Linked DNA regions of Homo sapiens: region 2 is linked to region 1. Evidence: chromatin loops called from intact Hi-C (ENCODE). Cell type or tissue: A673. All regions are shown on one strand. Each heading gives the region's core, and the rest is flanking DNA. Links, peaks and the distances in the headings are about the cores only.

Region 1 (10,677 bases), core at 1,622-9,621:
CTGCAATGCTGACTGTTGCTAAGACTGAGGCTGTGCAGAATTTAAATATGATAGAAACAGTGAGCTTGCAATATCTGTGCCCACTGAAATACAGAGAGCCCTAATTTGTTTTGCTTTTAATTATAATGACATTTTCTATTATTAATCACCAATTGGGAAGCAAGATGCTTTTTGTGATATGCTATTTTCAAGTCATAGTTTTTCTCCATTTGCTATGCACTTTATTTTTGTATACTGAGTTCATTAGGTTGCATTAGGCTCCTTATTAGAGAGAAAGACAAAGCTGGTCATTGTGCCCAAAGTGTCTATGTTTCAAAGATTACATAGATCATTATTTAAAACCATTTAAGTTTATGAGGAAAGAGAAACATTGTCCAGAGAATAAAGGCTACCTGCTTTGTACTTATTACTATTATTTTTATTAAGAGCAAATTATGTGTGCATGATTTCACATCTATAAACAACAAAAAGCCAAAAACCAAGTATAAAGGAGTAGTTTAAACTTTGAATCCCGTTCTCAATAAGTTCTTGAAGAAACAGTACAAAATAGGCAGAACAGAAAGATGAAACCAGAAGTTAAGGCATTAAACTTTGTTTTTAATCAGCCATATGAATGGTAACTCAACTTTTTGCTAGGTGACCATCTCTCTTCATAAATAGCAACTGTGATCATGATGACAATGTTCCAAACATAAGAAAATAAGAACATAATTAATCCTACAAAGTAGCCAAAATTCTGAAGTAAACATATTCCTTAGTATGACACTGAGGACATTTTCAGGGTAAGACATTGACCATGCTCTTTGGATTCCAGAAACGTAGGCATTCCATGGAGTTTTTCACACCCACAGGCCTTTGTTCATGTTATTTCCACATGGTTCCATTGCTCAAATGTCTTTTCTAATTTCTATTCTCTGTAATCCTTTTCCAGTCCCCATAATCCAAACCAATCACTCACTCTTCTGATCATACTTACTTTGTTTATGCTAATACCATAACAACTAAGTGTGTATGTCTCCTACATTAATTTGTTAGCATCTCAAAGAAAAGGACCAGGTGTTAGTCTTCTGTGTTCTTTCTAGCACCTAGCAGTGTATTGCAGTGTTCACAAATGTATACCAAATAGAATAGAATTGAAAAGATATCATTATCCTGATGTTAATTTTATGTGTCAACTTGACTGGTCCAGAGGATGTCAAGATGTTTGGTTAAACATTACTCTGGGCGTCTGTGAGAGTGTTTCTAGGTGAAATTAACATTTGAATTGATAGACCTAGTAAAGTAGATTGCCCTTCCCTTTGTGGTGGACTTCTCTAATCTATTGAAGGCCTATGTAGAACAAAAAGACTGAGTTAGAGAGAATTTGCTCTCTCTGCCTGGTAGTCTTCAAACTGGGACATTGGTCTTCTCTCGCCTTCAGATTTGGACTTGAGCTTGAACTGAACTTATGTCATTGGCTTGCCTGGTTCTCAGGCCTTTGGACTCAGACTGGAAATATATAGGTATATTCTATTGGTTCTTTTTCTCTGGAGAACCCAGAATAATACAATTATCAGCCATTCATTTGGGCATATGAAAATTTACAACTCTTAATCTTATTTAAAGGCCCATTTTAAAATGAAATTTCTCTTCCCATTCTTTATGAACCTATAAACAAACACTGTCTTCAAAGAAGAAATAAGAACTTCAGCAACCATAATTTAATTATTGCAAACAATTCTTTGGTCATGAAACAACAGCTTTGCAAAGTGGAACTATTTCATGGTACCATTTTATGGAAGGACAACTTAACAGCTACACTGGGAAAAACAATTCAGCATAAAAGTGATAAAATCACCCCGTTTCACCTCTGCCAATGGCTCATGGTGTTTCTAAAACAAGGGGAAGGAAATAGCCCTAATTATGTCTTGTTCAATTGCATCATTTAAAGCATTAACCTGCTTTTAGCAAGGCTGTTTTTGATAATCTATCTTTACTAAGCAAATGTTGCTTTTCTGCCATCTTTTCCCTATGGAAAAAAAATTTAGATTATTTGCAAATCATTAACACTAGGGAATATTAAAAAATAAAATATATTAACTTCAGTTTTCATGGGTTAAGAAAGAAAATGTTTGAGATAATAACTTATAAATAGGCACAGTAGGCCTGATTCTTCTAGAAGAGTATACATAGAAATGTGTATCTGACAACTCCAGTGTTATCAAACATGTATATTTGGAAATAGCGTTTACTATAGTGTACTCTCTGTCCTTCACCAAGCCAGTGACATACAGTGTATTCATGGCTCTGAGAGGAGATAGAGTAATAAAACATACTTGGTTTTATTTTATGGGCGATGGATTTTGTGTGACTTCGATGTACCAGTGTAAGTTCATTGATTGGGTGACTCTGATGTACCAAGGTAAGTTCATACGGTGTAACAAATGTATCACTCTGTTGTGGGCTATTGATAGTGGAACAGGCTGTGCACATGTAGGGAGAGGGGTATATGGAAACTACTTTCTACTCAATTTTGCTGTGAACCTAAAACTGCTCTAAAAATTAAAGTCTATTTAAAACAAAAGTAGGGGAAATAATCTACACATGAAATCCCTAAAGATAATTATGGTGCCTCATTGTATACTAGACTTTCTAGAAGGTTGTATCAAGTCTGCTTTCTCTGTACAAGTGCTCTCAAGGAACAAGGGGACACCCCTAGGTGCGTTCACTGAGGAACACACATGCAGGAGCCAAATGACTTCACACTCCTCAGTCAGAGAGGGCTAACATGAATTATAGTCAAAAGAAAGACAGGCACAGAACTGAACCTATCCCTGAAACTGGCTTCTCCCAAATATCTTTTCAAAATATCACCTTTCTTTTCTTTAATATTTTTCTTTGCCTATTTCTCTCAAATCCTGAAAAGGAGAAGGGAAGACAGTAGGCCCAATAAAGTGCAAATGGGAAGAAAGGGTGGTTAAAAACGATGACAGGTGTAACTGAAATCTGGAATGCTGTTAAATTTTTAACTCTCTCTCCTAATTATAGCCCTCCTGACACTTTCTGTTTCTGAGCTCCATCAGTGAATGGTGGAAATGACCTCAATACATTTCATTAACTAGATCTCAGATTTTTTTTTTCTTCTTCAATCACTTAAGCAAAGCAACTCTCAAGCCTGACTGTCCTGTAAAAGGTGAGGTCTCCTTCTTGAAGCTGAATCACTCCCTTGGGGTTTGAGGGTCATTTACCTTTGGTTAGTACAGCAGATGGAATGTTGTATGCTTGGCTCAGGGCTTCTGGCTGAGTGCCCTGGACTGTGAGGACAGTTGCTTAACTCAGAAGGTGGCTTCAGATTCCCCCTACCATCTTTCCAGGGCTCCCAGCTACTTGAGAAAGCTATAAATTACTGTTGTTAAAATGTTATACAAGAAACTAAAATATCTCAACAGCGTAAAAACCCAAGCCATTCAATTATTAATTAAAAAGGCAAATGATTTAAATAGATATTTTTCAAAAGAAGACATACAAATGACCAATAGTATATGAAAAAAAGTTCAGTATCACTAATCATCAGGGAAATGCAAATCAAAACCACACTGAGATCTCCTCCCACTCCAGTTAGACAAAAAATAACAAATGCTGGTAAGGATGCCTATAAAGCGGAACCCTTATATGCTGTTGATGGGAATGTAAATTGGTACATTTGCTATGGAAAACAATGTGTATGTTTCTTAAAAACCTAAAAATGGAATTACCATGTGATCCAACAATCTACTACTGGGTATATATCCAAAGGAAAGGATATCAGTATGTAGAAGAGATATTTACACTCTCATGTTTGTTGCAGCACGATTCACTATAGCCAAGATATGGAATCAATCTAAGTGTCCTCAACAGATGAATGAATAAAGACAATACACAATGAAATACTAATTTATATATACATATATATGTGTGTATATATATACAGACACAAAATGAACATATATACACATTGCATATATATACTACATTATATTATATGTAGTATACAATGTATATACAATGGAACACCATTTAGCCATAAAAAATTAAATCAAATCATTCAAGGCAACATGAATGAATCTAAAGGATATTATGTTAAGTGAAATAAGTCAAGCACAGAAAGATCAATACTGCATGTTTTCCCTCATATATGGAAGCTAAAAAAGTTGATCTAATAAAAGTGGAGTATAGCATTGCATTTACTAGAGGCTGGAAAGGGTAGGAGGGAGAGGAGATAGGGAGAGGTTGGTTGACAGGTACAAAATTACAGCGTAAACAGGAAGAATAAGTTATAGTGTTCTACAGCACTGTGAGGTGACTAAAGTTAACAACATTTTATCGTATATTTTCAAATGTCTAGATGGGAGAATTGTGAATGCTTCCAACACAAATAAATCATAAATTTTTTAGGCAATGGATTTGCTAATTACCATGATTTGATCATTAGACAATGTACACATGTATCAAAATATCACACTATACCCCCCAAAATAGTACATTTCTTATGTGCCAGTTAACGTAATAAAAATGTAGGTACGGCCAGGCGCAGCGGCTCATGCCTGTAATCCCAGTACTTTGGGAGGCTGAGGCGGGTGGATCACCTGAGGTCAGGAGTTTGAAACCAGCCTGGCCAGCATAGGGAAACCCCATGTCTACTAAAAATACAAAAGTTAGTCAGGCATTGTGGTGCATGCTTGTAGTCCCAGCTACTCAGGAGGCTGAGGCAGAAGAATCGCTTGAACCTGGGAGGCAGAGGTTGCAGCAAGCTGAGATTGAGCCACTGCACTCCAGCCTGGGCCACAGAGCAAGACTTCATCTCAAAATAAATAAATAAATAAATAAAAAGTAGGTACAGAATTCCAGATCAGATGTGTGCCCCAAGAAGTGATTTAAATAATAAATTATTGTTTCATTTCTGCAACATAGAAATGAGGAGCCAGTTTCTTAGAAAAATGAAAAAGAAAAAGACTTCATTGTATGAACATTTATTTCTTGGGCTTTTATTATAGTTACATTGTAGCACTTGTGTTAAAACTCATACATTTATCAAATAACCTAATGGTCCATATAGAGCATAATGAATGCTTCACAAATTATCAAAATTCTCTTGGATAGATGAGGTGTCTACATTTACTGAGTGTTTTATTTTTATTTTTACTTTTTGTATGCCAAGGTTTGTGCTAGGTTGCTTGCAATGTATTATCACACTTACTCATCACAGCTGTCCTAATGCTAACCTCTCTTTTGAACAAATAAAAAGTTGGAGACTTAGAAATGAGAAGAGTTTGCCCAAGTTTACACAGTTAATAAAAGACAAAATCGGGATATAAGAGCACTTGCTGTTTCTTATTACCACACTATTGACAGAAAATTGCAAAATGGCAGAATTTGAAACTGAGTCTCCTGCCCCTGAGTGTGTGTTCTTTTAATTATGATTCACACATTCCTATAAGCGCCTGAATTTTTCTCATGGAGTTAAGAATTGGCAGTGAACAACAAAATGTACTGAAAAATTCATGGGCTTTTGAGTAGGAATCCCCTGAGTCTAAATCTCAACAAAGCCATTTATGAGGGGTATTATTTGGGGCAAATTATTTAATCTCTCTAAGCATTCATTTCTATCTCTGTAAACCAATAATATACATTTCATAGGTAAAAATGGAAATAAAATGTATAGCATGTATTTGATATTGTGAAAAAATGCACATAACATCCATAGCATGATATTTGGCACTTAACTGTTGATACTCGATTATATAATAGACAGTTAAGTTTTTTCAAAATTATTCTAATATTGGCATAATACAAAAATATTTTGAAAATATATATTTGCCTGAGTCTATTGAGGCAAGTTGGGGTCCAGGAGCCTACAGGATAGGGGGGTGATTTAAAAGCGAAGATAATAAAAAGAAAAAGAAAATTAGTTTCTAAAATGCAAAAAGGAGGTGGAGGAATGTAATAGCATTACAAGACAGGCTAATGTCTTGAGATAAAATTATCCAAATATGTCCTTCCTCCCTACCCTCTTTCTCTTTCACATAATAAGGACTAAACTACCACTAACATGGATGGAGTATATCCCTCCATGTCTCCATGCCTATTACAGCAGCCAAGCACTACCCAATAATGAGATAGTAAGAGAACCCAGAGAAGAGATGGTATATTACATAAGTGGGGAAACACCAAGGGCAAAGGTAGTCCTCTAGTACCTCCTCTCCCAGTCCCAGTCTAGACAGAGGGAGTTACAATCCAGATTTTGAACACTTGTGCTCCTTGATTTTCCTTCCCCTATCCCTAGGCCCTGAAAGTTCACAATCTTAATTTATATTTTTTGGTGTTTTGTTTCTGTTTTGCTTTGTTTTGTATCTGACGTTCTCTACTTGCACAAACTTTGCCACCATGTTTAAATGACTTTGCATAGGGTTGGTAGTTCCTTCCAAGGAAGGAAGGGAGGGAGGGAGGAAGGAAGGAAGGAAGGAAGAAGGAAGGAAGGAAGGAAGGAAGGAAGGAAGGAAGAAGGAAGGAAGGAAGGAAGGAAGGAAGGAAGGAAAAATTATCACAGCAAGCAGTAGGGGACCTGAGGTCTGAGAGTAAGATCTTATTAGTCATAGACAAAATTTAAAAAATACTTTTCTTAGTGTGATTAAGTATGAGTAAATTTGCAACTCTGTATAAGAATCTGTTCTCACTCTCAATTCTCTAATTCATATTTTGAATATCATTGAAATAAACTTTACATTTCAATAAAAATACTCAATTTAGGTAGTAAGAAGCATTTTGATTGGTGTTAGATGATGACTTGAAATAAGTAAACTGACTGGATTATATTAATATTTTAATTAATATTTTTCCTCTCTGAATATTTTTCTTTCCTTTCTCTTCCTTCTCTTTCAGCATGAAATCAGCTCTGTGCTGAATGCCTCAGGGAAGGAATGTGGCAGAGAACAGAAAACAAAAGTAAGCAGCCATGGCTGTATTCATTTTCTAATTAATTCACTCATTTACTCTTTCAGTATATAGCACTGCTGAGAGAATTCCAAAATGGTAGCTTTTTTCCTCCTAAAATATGTCATGTCAGCTCATAACTTACCCTTATATTCATTTATTTAATAAACAAATATTTGTGTGTGTGCTCTTAGCATGTATCAGAGTATTCTGGATGCCGGCTGCCAAAGGTAAAATGGCAAGAAGACAAAGACCCTTTTCATGTGGAAGTAGAGGGCAGATAATTTTAAAAAGCAAGGAATTGCCTTGATGTATTTTCTATGCCCAAACTAAACTCCAGAGAGGAGAAGAAACATTGCGATGTAAACACACAAAAACAGAGAGACCTGAAAGGAAAAGGATTTTCCTCAGAGAATTATCTCCCCTCAGATTAAGAGAAGAAGGCAATGATGAGAGACCTGTGGTTTCCTGCCGGGGCTGAAGGTACCTCCCCTCCATTTCCTAGGAAAGTACAGCAAAAGGAGAAAATGGCTTCACACTGCTTCTGGGCGAAGAGAACATATGCCCTCTCTCCCAAGATTTGCCCACCAACCATGCTTGGCACTGAGGCATCAGAGAGAACTAAGGGACTTGTAAAGGCCACATAGGCCAGGATGACAGCTGTCTCAGCAGCTACAGGCATGGACTCACAGCCAACAACCAAATGGGCCATCCCCAACTCCTTGGCATTAAGACCTTAATATCATAGTGAAATCCTAACTAGAGAAATGTCAGTAAGGATTGGGGCTTGGGAGTTCAGGTATTTTTTTCCCAGCAGTCTAGTGGAATTTGTTCTGGAGTCAGAAATTAGATAGCTTATAAAAATTAAGTAATATATCATAATTTTTAATTTCATAGACTGAGATATCTATTACACCAGTACGGTGCTTGGGTAATCTATCGTGGCATCTTTCTTTTTTTAATTTTGCATTTTTTAATGTTTGTATTTCAGATGGTGTTTCGCTCTGCTACCCAGGCTGAAGTGCAGTGGTGTCATTATTTCTCACTGCAGCCTCAAACTTCTGGCCTCCAGCGATCCTCCTACCTCAGTCTCCAGAGTAAGCAGAATTATCAGTGTGAGCCACTATGCCTGGCTCTGTCTTGACACTTTTGTATTTTTCAACGCCACATTGAAGCAGCTGTCAAGTCCTGTCTCTTCCTGCACACTCTGTGTGTGTGTGTGTGTGTGTGTGTGTGTGTGTGTTTGTATATTTCTCAAAAGTATTGCTGCCTATCTTAATTACTGTTTCCTTGGCTCATCTCTCCAAATTGCTACCCTAACCAAATGTCCCTGCTTCCAGTTTTATTATCTTTCAATCAATGCAATACCCAGTGCATTTTATTTAAAATCTGTATCTCACAATGTCTCTTATCTGTTTCATACCCTTTGGTGGTATCTATCTGTCACAGTTAAAAACATGACCCACAAGCCCTTCCAGGAACTGGTTTTTCTCTTCTCCAGTCTTCAGCCTTAGCTCCCTCTACATCTTTCAGTTTGGTTTCTGATCCAGCAACATAGCCACATATTTTTTTCCCAGTTTTAGATCCTTTGCTCATGTTGTTCCCTCTGCTTGGAATTACCCTCACTTTGCACTCACTTTGCCTTTGTAACTTCCACTTATGCTTTAATGTTCAATTCAGGCATCCTTTCCATCAAGATAGTCTCTGATTTTGCTTTAGTCTACTTCCTGTAGTACCACTGTAATTTATGTAATAATTACACATAACTCCATTTTATATTCTGTGGACATCTAATTATGTATCTGTCTCTGCCCACAAACTGTGAGCTCTTTGAAGGCAGGAGCCATGATCACCAATCTTTAAGTCTCTATTACCTACAACAATTTCTGGCCTAAATAGGCATTCGATTCATGTTTGTTGAACTGAATAAAATTATCTAAACAGAAATCTGGCAACACTTCAGGGATCTTTCATCAGGAATCTAATTTTAGAGAATCCAGATGTTTCCAGGCAAGCAAATTAATGTGCCAGTAATTCTTCAGGGTCCATCAATGTATACGTTGTCTGATGAGTTTAAGGACTGATCAGATGCTGTTTCACAGACGTGAATGTCTAGAGCTGTTCCTGAGGTAAGACACTTTAATTATGTGGATGTGCCCTTTAGATTTGTATTCAGTGCTATCGTCATGATTACCAGAGCAATCATGACCATAATAATAGCAAGAGTCCCTTGCATTTATATAGTAGCTCATAGTATGTAAAGCATTTTCTTACACATCACAGCTTTAAAAGATAAACAGGGTAGGCATTATTATCTCCACTTCAGAGATGAGATAACTGAGGTTTAGAGAGAGTAAGCATGTGGTCTAAGACCTCAAGCCCATTAAACTGCAGAGCCAGAACTGAACTGACTTGTTAATCTTTGATTCATGCTGTCTGCTTAAATTCATGTCAACGATCATGTTTTCTAGAGGAAATAGGAATTGCCTATCTAAGCTCACTTCTTTTCATTTCAAACCTAGATGCAGGATGTGCCTAAAGAGAAAGAGAAAGAGAGGCATGATTTCTGCTACATGTCATTACTTTGGGTTCTTCAAATAAATCAATTAAATGTAAGCAAACTTCTAGTAAATAAATGAGTAACTATAATTGCTATGGAACATCTAAAGGTAATGTAATGGATAACTAATTGTTTTCAACGTGAGTGTAGGATTGGCACACAAAATTGGCAGAAACAAGGCAGCGTCTTTTGGGGACTTCTTGATCTCATTTATTTTTCTGTCTCTTCTCCCTAACTCACCACTATACATGATAAACTTAAAGCAACTAATCTCTCAATAACTGTTCTGCACTCATGTCTTATTTCCTGTCCTACCTGTCAAGTGCCATAGAGTAGCATTAATATCTTATTCAGTCTTATTAATTCATTTAATAAGCATGAATTAAATGTCAATTGCGTGCCAAGATTCTGATATACTCGAACGTTACCAAGATGAATGAGACCAAGCTAGCCTCAGCTCTCGTGTGGAGTATGCAATCCAGTGGGGGAAGATAGGTGACAATGAAAGCAACATTCCTGTGGGTTTCAGAAGTATGTGGTAGCACAGTGATAGCCCCCAAAAATGAATAAACCATTTAGCTTGGAGGATTCTAGTGAGACATCAGAGAAGATGCATACAACCTTTGAGCTTCAGTTTTATCATAAAACTAGTAGATGGTCAATAAATGGCACATAGTAGATGGTCAATAAATATTTGCTGGTTGATTAAGACACAATCTGGTACAAGTTATTACAACCCTGCTAAATTCAAATCACTATAGTATACTCCCTCTTAGAAACATTAGCCTTATAACTTCATCTGAGTTTGTGGAATTAAAAGTTTCTCTCTGTATTATAGAAACTTCAAGCATCCGCAAAAGACTGGGCAAGACATCCTTCCAGCTATATTTGACAATCACCTCCCTTGCCTATGAGCAAGGTAGTAAGCTTTTTCTCACAAGCTGTTCACTCTGAATGAAGAATTTGTTCTTTTTCGGGGGACTGAGTGTCTCTTACATGAGAGAGGTTTGTTTCTTCCTGCCCAATTTGAGTTTTTGTGTTCTAACATTAAAACATAGTGAGTGAAGATTCTTTTCATCCACCCATTTCTAAGTCAGATGAGTCAATGTGAGATGGCAAAAGAAATGATGATCACTTAAGAGACCCTGTGATCTCTTAGAGTTGACCAC
Region 2 (10,677 bases), core at 1,319-9,318, 230 kb before region 1:
AAATTTGTTTCTAATTGTCTGCTTTATGGCATGATCTAAATAGTTATTGATTAGAATTTCATAAATCAAATCTTTTGTATAGACTTCAGTGGAAAAAAATATTGTCAATATAATTATAACTATTTACATTTCAAGTATATTTTTAATTCATGTTACATTTCTTCTTTAACTCACTTGTGATTTTTTTCTCCATGGACTACCATTACTCATGTTACACTCTTCATGTTTAGATTTATATTATTATCACTACTTCTGACATTTGAATCTATAAGTTCCATCCCTTATGCTTACTATTAATGGAACTTCATTATGTGTACATCGTAGTTATAAACCAATTTAAACCTAAAGCATAGTCTGAATTAGCAAGAGAATTTATAACTTATTATCATTTATTCAGAAATAAGAAATCTGAGTTAAGTTTGCAATGACAAAATTCAGGGTAAAAGTGTTGGCAACAGTCACTCAATGATCAACTTTCCTATAATAAAAAATAATGGTAGTGCTAACTTAAAACATAATAAATTTGATAATACTCTGAGGACATCCATTTTGTAACTCTTAGTATTAATGTCTAAATCAGCAGTTGGAAACTCCCCACAGTCATATCATGTGGTTTCAGTAATAATAGCTAAAATGTATCCTGCAGTGAATCTTTTCTTTTTTTGAGCTACCCAATGGTTCCATATTATTACAGAATTTGCAGAGAATAATTTCTACCCCAAAAGAATCTTTACAAATAAGTGCCCATGCTGTTTCCTGACTTTACTTGGCTTATCTGTAAAATGCATTATCAGAATTGAATAAGATCCTTTTAAGCTATGTGATTTTACAAGTGATACTTCATAAAGAAAATCAGCGGATTCTGGTGAAGAATGCTTTTCAGAAGACACAGATAGGAACCAAAGTTCATATACAAATGAGTTTAAAATATGAAAATTAAATACTAAAAGAGAATAACCTTGAACAAGTGAGGCCACATTTTAAATAGGATGGACCACTTGGCACATGTATAATATAGAGATTATTTTGAGAGCTCAGAATTTATTAATTGGCTAATGGTCTCATTTTTAGATAATCATGTAGAGATACGTCCTAAGACCTTGGAGATCCACCAGCCCTACATCTCTAAATTACTGATAAGGAAAATGAGGTCCAAAGAGAGCCACCCAGCTGTTGAATAACATGTCTTCTGACTCCTTACCCAGTGCTTTTCTTATTTGCTATTTCATCTTGAGAAACAGACATGGGTATTCTGAAAGACAGTTAATTAATTGACCAAAATTGTGGAGAAGAAAACAAAAAAGACCGAAATAATAGACACTGACTATGTAATTATCTGGAGGAAAGAGTATTGGTAGTTTTTAAATCTAATAAACATACAAATGTCCAAGAAAAAGAAAAAAATAATAAATATTTAGTTAACATATTTCAAGTTCTTTTGGCCAAATTATAAGAAGACAGCCTTTAAAAAACAGCTTTCCATATTCTTGAATTTATTTTATAGCAAAAATGTGATGTCTTTGAATAAATGACTTGGCATACAAAACTCACAGAATAAAGAATTTTAAATATATTATTGTATAGTAATAATATGCTCTTTTGATAAATGGTATGGCTGCAATCATTGTATCAGCATTTTTTACATAGATCTAGTGTAAAAAGTCAGGAGTCACATTTATTGAGGGCTATAATATACTCTCTCTGAACCTGAGAAAAAATGGAGTCTTTCATATTCACCTGTCTTCATCTTTAGACCATGTTAGCCCAAACATTGTCTGGAGTAAATATTTACTAGTGGATACTAATTGTCCAATTTTGAAATAACTCGTAGTTAATAAATGTGAGTTGAAGATAGTTTAGGTGGATAGCAATCTCAAATATCTAACAAAGGTAGTACAGTTGCTTACATGTTTTAGGCATTAAGAACTTGACTAAAGTTTTAAATTGACTATAGGTATCTCTTGATATATTGCTACCTAGATAATTTAATTAGTGAGGAAAGTATTAATAGGGGGCAAATCATTTAAACTCACCTTTACGTACATCTGAAGTTTTTTTGTCTATAGATTATGTTTAGGATCATACATGATAGGAAAGGTGCTGATGCAGATTTCTACTCTGATGCCGTGGCAGACTCAGAGCATTAGAGGTTTGTATGGCAATGCATTACCACATGGTTCATGTAAATCTGCAGTAATACTGTATTCAAATAAGGATCTTGGTTTCAGTACACTTGTTCAGAATTGCGTTTGCCCCTTTTTAAAGGAAAATCTAGTTCCAAAAAGCAACCCTACTGTCAATGCTCTTTCTTTAACTATGATATTGGTGCTATTTTCTTGGCCAACAAAAGACAATTCTTAGGGATTGTTAGAATATTTTACAATAATCCTTTGAGAGTGTGGCATATGAAAATTAATGCATGGAGCTAACTGTAATACATTCTTCTTTATGAAAACAATAAAATGGGAGAAACAGAAATAATGTTAAAGAATAATATTTTAACCATATTACCAATTCCTTATGTAACATAAAAATAGCTAAAATGTAAGACTTAATTCCAAAGAATTTGAATAAAATAAAGGCATGAGGCATATTTTCTCAATTTCTGCAACCATGAAAGTTAGTTGAAGCAGGTGGAAAGATCTTTTAATTTAAATCTTTAATCAACGTTATAGTTTTAAACTAAAAATATATTAATAAGTACAGTATCCAATGAATATATTTATTTGAAAAATTTCAATAACTTAAAGACAAATTTAAAAACTAGTTAGGAATTATATATTTGATACCTCATTCTTTTTATTGTTTCTGATATGTAGGTGATTAAAATGTAAAAATAGAGACAAGAAAGATAAGTTGCAAACTATGAGATAGTGATTACTTCCATAGCCAGAGGGAAATCAGGATATGAAATGAGGATGGGAGTCTTCAACTGTATATAAATAGTTCTTTTTTTAATAATTTGGGGGTAAGTATAGCAAAATATTATAAATTATAAATCTTGATCGTGGAAATATGGATATGTATATCATATTGCTTTACTTTTCTGTGTAGTTTAAAATATTTCAAAATGTAAAATAAAGTTTCTTCTACATTTTAAATTTCTAGCTAAAAGAAATGCTTATATATTATTTCTCCAGTGAAATTTTAAAACCAACCTTTTCCTCAAGTTAGATATTTTATTGTCTTCACAATTCAAAGCCATGTATTTAAAATACATGAATTTATGTAATTTGGATAATTCTTTGCTAAACAAAGCATTCAGCAGAAAAGTAAAGTAAAATTCTGAATGTTATTAATGTAATCCAATACTTGCAAAACTTTATTTCCCCTTTTTATGTTTATATAGTTAATATAGAGTCATTTCATATGTTTATGCATGTTACATATAATAGCATTAGATTTTAGAGGCATATATATGGTTGGTTTGTTAAAAAAATCTATTAATTAGTATGTATAAATGGATGCTCATTTATATTTATCAAACACCATGTAAATACATAAATATATTTTATAAAATGTTGTAGTAAAAATTGTTTACTAAAAACACTAAAGTAGTTGGTGTATTCATCTCTTAGTTTATAATTTTTAAAAATAAAATTAATCCTTTAAACAAATATAAGCCTAGAATAGAAGAGCTTTATTTATTACTAAAAGTGTATGTGTGAAAACATAGAGGAAATAATTATATAAAGTTTTCTATGTCCCCCTCAAAGTAAAGTAGCTTAAATAGAAATCACTATTTTAGATATATTCTTACAAGAATTCTTTCTAACAACAAATGTAGTAATCTGGTTTAAATGTAAGTTGCACTTGAATAGCCTTATATCTTGAAGAAGAGCAATATGCACTATTTATTAATTATAAAAGGAAACGAATCTAAGTTTACTGAGTTTTTAAAGTTTTTAATAAAAATGTGAGCATCATAGCTACTGGATTATTTGCTATGTTCAACACACTCCGTTCACAATTAAAGTTTGCACATAGTGTCTAATAATGGTCAAGCACTTGCAAAAATGTTGCACCTGGAACAGGGAGGAGTGAGAAGGGCAAAGGTCAAAACCAGTCCTTAATAAGCATTGACTAAATAGACTTTGGACTCAGTGAAAAGTCCAGACGACCCCTGCAGCGTCATCTTACAGCTCTGATTTTCCTCTTTTCAACATGTAGTATAATCCATAAATACAACCAAATCACTAGCAGCTTAGTCTTTGGTTTGGTTTTCATCTTTCAGTTTCCCCCCACTGCCCCCTTCAAAAAGATTTGAAAAATTAACCCCTTTCTGTCCTCAGACTAACCAAATAATGAATTTCTTCATAGTCACTGTTGTCAGCTTAAATCGTTAACTCTTTTCAGGGCAAGAGGCACTTTGTAAAGTGGCTCATAATAACCAGAGTAGTGACTGAGTGTTTCATTTTCTCCCAATATATTTTGAATAGATAACTAATAGTAACAAGCCAATCAAACAATTATACAAATCAGTGAATTATGTCTCTTTTATAAATGTTTTTAAAGCAATAGAATTAAATTAATACTTAAAACCTTGCAAGGAATTTTTACTTCTGTTTTCCCATCACACAGTGGTTGTATTTTCATGAGTTTCTTGATAATTCATAGGTATAATAAAAATGTCTATAACCAATTTTTGACATACTCTTCTAATTTCAAATTATTTGATACAGTTTACACCCTGATATTCTTATTGGCATAGTCTCCTCTTTTCATACTTGTCTTTTATTTTTCTAGTCCAACATTTGCTGAAGGAGAAGTTAGTTCCTTTAAGTTAAAACAGTAATTTCCCTACAGGAAATATACCGAATCAAGTATAAACCACAAGAATGAGTCGAGCATCTACTTCAAGTGCATTAGTTGAGAGAAGCCTTCCACTCTGAAGTGGGAACACTTCATGAACCAGAAGTGAGAGCTGCCCAATCAAATTCAGTGTAATCGTATTATTCTGTCTACTACACTGCAGATTTTCAGAATGCCAAAGACATCTGCGTCGGTCCCTACATTTATCCTTTTGATGTCATGTCTACCCTGTTAACCCTGTTTCCCTTAGAGTTAAAAATATAACATTTTAAAACAAAAATTTAAGAAGACAGCTCTGCGTGTGAAACATAAAGAGCACCATTGAGGGTGAGGCAAAGTCCTAACTAAGCAGAAATGACTGGGAATGTAGCAAACTGGGTGGAAGTTCAGGAAGTGTGCTATAGTCTGAAGGAGGATCCTTTAGAAGGAGCATGAAAACAGATAGAAGTAGTGTCCCTGGAGAGTTAAAAGAGGCCTGGGTTTCTCAAGGATTGCTGTTCCTAACTGATTGTCGCAGTCTTAGAGAACAGGAAAGAGGATACAGCAAGGGGCAGACATTTTGCACGATTGCAAAGCTTCCCTAACTGGCCCTATTTTTTTATGCTCTGTTCGCCTACAGAATCAGGATACATGGAAACAGAGCAGTAAATCTCAACCATGACCCAACACAAATAAAAGTACCAAAACTTATTTCAAAGATAAGTAGAAAGTGTTTCTTATTTTATGTAATATTTTTGATTATCTACAATCTTGCAGGATCAAGACCAATTTTTCCAGAGTAACAAGGAAAAGGAGAAAAATGGGAGTAGCTCAGAGTTCTATTCCTTATTTAAAACTATCTGTCCAGAACATCTTAGCTTCAACCATCTGAAATTATAACACCGATGTAATTTTACTGTTTTTTCCCCCAAGATTCTATTATCCATTACCTCCCACCAACAAAGTTAGATTCAGCACTATTAAAATGTATAGTTTTAAAAGTAAAGCAAAACTAGAAATTTGTATAATGTAATACTTTTATGCTTTTTTTGTGTGTATATTTTGTTTGATTTCTTAAGTTTCTAAAAATATTGTATTTATTTGAGGTAGGAAAACAAGAATTGGCTAAATCACTGCCCTTAATTTTTCTAATGGGTTTTTATAATTCCTAAATTGATGGGAAAATCATCAAATATTGGAAAATTCTTATATTTTGGAAGCACAAATTGATTCACAGAACATATATATAATTATATATTCTCTCTATATAGATTGAATATATATATACACACACATATATATAAAAGATGATCTCAGATATTTAAATTTTCCATGTTCATAAAGAATTTACTTCATATTTTGGTGGCTTAGAACATGTCTTTATATTTGTGAATCCCATGAACAAATACAGTTCAGTTTTCTCTGAAATTTTGATTTAAAAAAATTATAATTGATCTTATCATTCATAAGACTTGCACTTTTCAAACAATTGAAAAAACATGGCTTTTGATGATTAGGCAGCACATATTTTTGGACAACTAATAGATTTGCTTGAGATATAAAGTACCTGATGAAGAATGAGCAAAGAACACCCAATCAGATAGAGTGTTGCCCTGAGACCACTTCAAAAACCCTGATAATTAATTTGGAGTTTTTCTTAACTCTATTATATATTTTTAAAGTATACACCTTTGGTTTATGGTTTTTTCTATCTTTATTAGGCAAACAAATGTCAATATGTCTGGATAACTTGTTTTCATCTAATATTTTCACCATTCGAATAATAAATGTCTTTTAAAAAAATCTTTGACTCTTTGCAGTAATTAATTAAGATAATTATTTGAGTCAAGAATTTTTCAAAAAGAAAAAAATTCTGGGAACTTAGATGCCCACTTTTAATACATACGTAATTCGCTGAGCTATACTGAATATGGAGCTCACGTTCTATTCTTGATTTTTTTTACTGGTCCAAGTTCAAATAAAATTTACATAAAAATATTTTCTTTATAAAATGACTATACAGATAATGAACCAAGAATATTATATAGTGAATATTTTCATGGTAAATTTAAAAAGCATATGTATCTTCCAAAAATAATGTTTTTTTAAATAACAAGAAAAATTAATTTAGTACAACCATTCTTTCATCTTAATTCAACCAATATTTTATTTTTTAACCAATAAAGTGCTTACTAGACAGTTGAAACTGTGTAAGCGAATAATAACTTAAAAGAATTACTTGTGATAAAATGATAGAAAAAGCCAACTCAAATAATTTTCATTGAAGACAAATCTTGCAGCTATATTAATATTAATAAAAATTAAATGCTTTTGATTAGTCTAGATTGGCTTGTAATGGTAAAACACAAAGACAAAACTGAGGCAGTGAGCCTCACAATGCCTCTACTGATTTCTCTACTGGCCCTTCCTCTGCACATGGTCAATTAGAATTGAAAATCCTGTGCTGATTTCATTCGCTGGAATTTTTAAGCAGGTCAGGAAGAAAGATGTTATTGAAAGGAAAAGTCTCATCTAAATAAGAAAGGAGCACGTGGCCATCTGGTCTTAGCTATACATATAAAAAGTTATTTCAGCTGAACTGCAGTCTTGATGTTTAAAAAGATGTGCCAGAAATCAAACCAAAATCTGTTTACGGTAAAATATCCCAAATGTTTCTTTTTAAACTTTCAAATATGCAATACACAGTTCATTTCCTATCTGTGATTCATGAGCCCATTTGACCCCAGCGCCTCACTGAGCTTGACTGAGTTTCACTCAGTAGAACATTCAATCATTTTTAGAACACTTTTCCTTCATAGAGTGTCAACAAGACAGTGGATCTTTTGAAAATTGTGAAAATAACTTTGATAGTTTTCACTCAAATTAATTTTGAGTATTGTCGTCATGTAGGATTGCAAGAATAAAATTTGAAACATAAAGCAGCCAAACCAGTTTCCCTTGTTTTCTCATCGCAACTTGAGGTTCCTGTGCATTCTCTGCACAGTGCTCAGGTATCTACTCACAATAATTTCAGGCCCTATGCCTAAAGGCTAAGTTAAAAAAAATTCTCTTTTCATGAAGAGAAATTTTAAGTGTTGAGTCTTCTTTTGCAAATCATTTTCATGGTAGTAAGAAACAGAGATGGTTTTAAAAATCACATTTTATACTGTTTGTCAAATTAGAGTCATATCTTTTGATATTCTTCTTTGACATGAGGTATTTGTGGTAATTATAACATCAATACATTAATTCATCCAATATCTGATAATGCCCTTCTGGTAGTATAGACATAGCTAGTTGATATCGCAATCTGAATTTTATTGTATTGAAGTACATTAGTAGTCTTCAAGAACTCTTATTATAAAGTGACAACAATTATTTGGGGTCAGAAGACTATATTCAAATACATTATATATATATATACATATATATATATACTAAATATGCTACATGCATGTAAGAGACATACATGATCATAATATCAGCACATGCTAAACAACGATGTAGATTTAAGCTAAGTCTTCAGATAAATACTTGGATTAAAATATTCTAATATATGAAACAAAAGCCTCTTGACATATCTTTGACATAAAATGCCCACTGGTTGTTTTTGTATATCTACTATGTTTGTTCTGCCATTTCAAATAAATCATTGCCATTGTGTAAGAAGAATAAACTGTACTATAGTAAATTGTTCTTTCTCCGTTATGCTCTGAAAAACCATTTGTTCTTGAATTGGCGTTACGTAGTTCAACTATTTCAATCAAGTCCATTATCTTCTTGTCTTTGAAAGATGCCTTTTCAGTAACCTGTACCCAATGGGCAATGTCATGTATTGTTTTTTGAAAGTAGGTAAAATTTAAACACAACTATTTGCCCATTTTAATCTTTGATAAGGAAATTATATAATTAATCATCAATCTTCCACTATATGTTGGAAGAACTGTTTATGTCAAAATTACAGAGTTAGGCCAAGAATTTCTTAACGAAGTTATTTATTAGTTCATAGTGGAGTCTTACCCTATAGACTGTCATCTAACTTGTGTAGCTTGTTTTCTCTAAGTACAAAATGTGTCAATTCTTTAGCTACATACTTTTCTTAACAATAGTAACATGAAAGCAGAAAAAGAACAAAACATTTTTTCATTTGTTTTAAAACAGTCACAAAATACATTGGCAAAATGAATCTTATTAATTTGTTGACATATACGTAGTGCTGTTTATACATATATGCTTTGAAATTCCTTTCAGATTAATTGCTTTTTAGTACGCAAGAATGAAGAAGTATTAAGAGCAAATTCCAAAATTTTAAAACTCATGTATCAGATACGTGGTATGTAAAAACTGGTAAGTATAGCAGTCATTCTATTCTAATGAAGATTAATTTAAATTACACATCAAAACTTGGTAGTTAAGGGGTAGAATGTATACAGAGTTGTTCTATATCTACCTCTCAAATCTGGCAATATGTTTTGGTAAAAGTATTAAACTTTATTGGAGTGAAATAAAATAATGTACTGAAATGTGTGCATTAATAAAAATCTGAGCACATGTTTGGTGAGTAACTATCCAGTATAAGACCCATAAAACAGACTTGAAAATAAATACAAACCCTGAACTAGCTCACACGAAAGTTAATTCAACTACTATCTAATCCATAGATATACCCTTATAAAAGCACATGAGAGAGCATTACTTCTAAATCATTGGTACAAAACTGTTCTCTCCTAAAGAAATAAGTTAAAAGTAAAAAGGATTTAATTGTTACAAAATGTTAAGTGGCGAATAAAAAACACCAAGTCATAATAAATTGAAGTATTGTAGCATTTTTATCCAACTTGATTTCAAAATGCTCACCATTTCTACATCCTATTTATATCATTGAAATTCAGCCACCTTTCAAATGTTCAAACAGCATATTAATAAGGCTTCCTAGAACCAGGAAACTCTGACTACATCTATCTTGATAAACATACCCATCCTGCCCCATAAACACATCTTCAAAAGAAAGATAGCTGCGAATAAAATAGTCCTTTCCTGTGGGTGTCGGTTAACCCCACGAGCACGTGAACTTCCTATGGGCACACACCCAACATACATTAGCGATTAGGTGATTGAAAATGTTGCCCACAAAGGCAAAATTTTATATATGATGACATCACCAGCTAACCTGGATTTCTCTGTGATATAATGATATAATTTCCTGGTTGAGTGTGTGCATCTTGAGATAGAGAAAGAGAAAAGAGAGCGAGTATGTGTGTATGTATGTGTGTGTGTGAGGAGAGAGAGAGAGAAAGATGCTTAAAGAACAGCATCATCAGAAATGGTATATAACCTTCTGCAAGGTTTGCAAGAATCTTTCGACAGACCTTTGACTTGTTCCAGATTTCATGCAGCATAAGTTCATTCAAACATGCATTCCCCACACAAACAAATTACATTATGTTTAGTTAGCACACTATTAGTTCCTAAAATATTCTGATAAGATCTGTTGAGATGAGATTTCTACACCAAATGAGGCATGTGCATCTGTATGATGTGGTGCGGGAGTTGCAAAGTCCCTTGAGACCTGCCTTTGAATGGGTAAGACGTCTTGGTTTCAAAGGTAATGAAAGGGTTAAAAATTGAGGCTGTCTAGGGTAAGAGAAAGGGGATATTGTTGTCTTTAATCTTTCCGCAGTATGTGTAAGACTTCCATCCCGGATCTGCACATAGCAGTGGAATAGGCTCGGCATGCATTGCGTGCAAGCTCCTTGATTGTAGAAGGGGAAAAAAATCTGGCTGGAGTCCAGACAGGCTGGAGCTCTGTTGATCATTATGTCTAGCCTTCAGGTGTCTCAGCACACAGTGGGCGGCGGTGGGGGAGGTGTAGATAACATGAGAGCA

The links. A loop is a pair of places that touch in the nucleus more often than their neighbours do. Peaks named below come from ENCODE experiments on the same cell type or tissue, not always from the same donor. Only the 100,000 strongest peaks of a DNase experiment are listed, where the experiment ranks them.
Region 2: it touches region 1 in a loop (7-fold over the local background); 4 of 110 quality-filtered maps call a loop at or near these places.

What each region holds. Positions count from the first base shown.
Region 1 is chr1:199,154,526-199,165,202 of GRCh38, forward strand. LINC02789 (long intergenic non-protein coding RNA 2789) reads left to right here. Exons shown (of 4, transcript NR_147896.1): 2 at 6,898-6,960; 3 at 7,940-8,045. All of the region lies in intron 1 of LOC107985243 (a long non-coding RNA gene), which reads right to left. Among named protein-coding and RNA genes, the nearest start is that of LINC02789, 11 kb to the left of the region's middle. In A673, for the core only: no CTCF peak of the experiment used is centred there; DNase peaks (open chromatin) are centred at 5,466, 6,296, 6,946, 7,466 and 2 weaker places; H3K27ac peaks cover 8,000 bases.
Region 2 is chr1:198,925,172-198,935,848 of GRCh38, forward strand. All of the region lies in intron 1 of MIR181A1HG (MIR181A1 host gene), which reads right to left. Among named protein-coding and RNA genes, the nearest start is that of MIR181A1HG, 6.9 kb to the right of the region's middle. RefSeq lists an enhancer at 3,939-3,988. In A673, for the core only: no CTCF peak of the experiment used is centred there; DNase peaks (open chromatin) are centred at 4,930, 5,280 and 7,280; H3K4me3 peaks cover 5,473 bases; H3K27ac peaks cover 6,246 bases.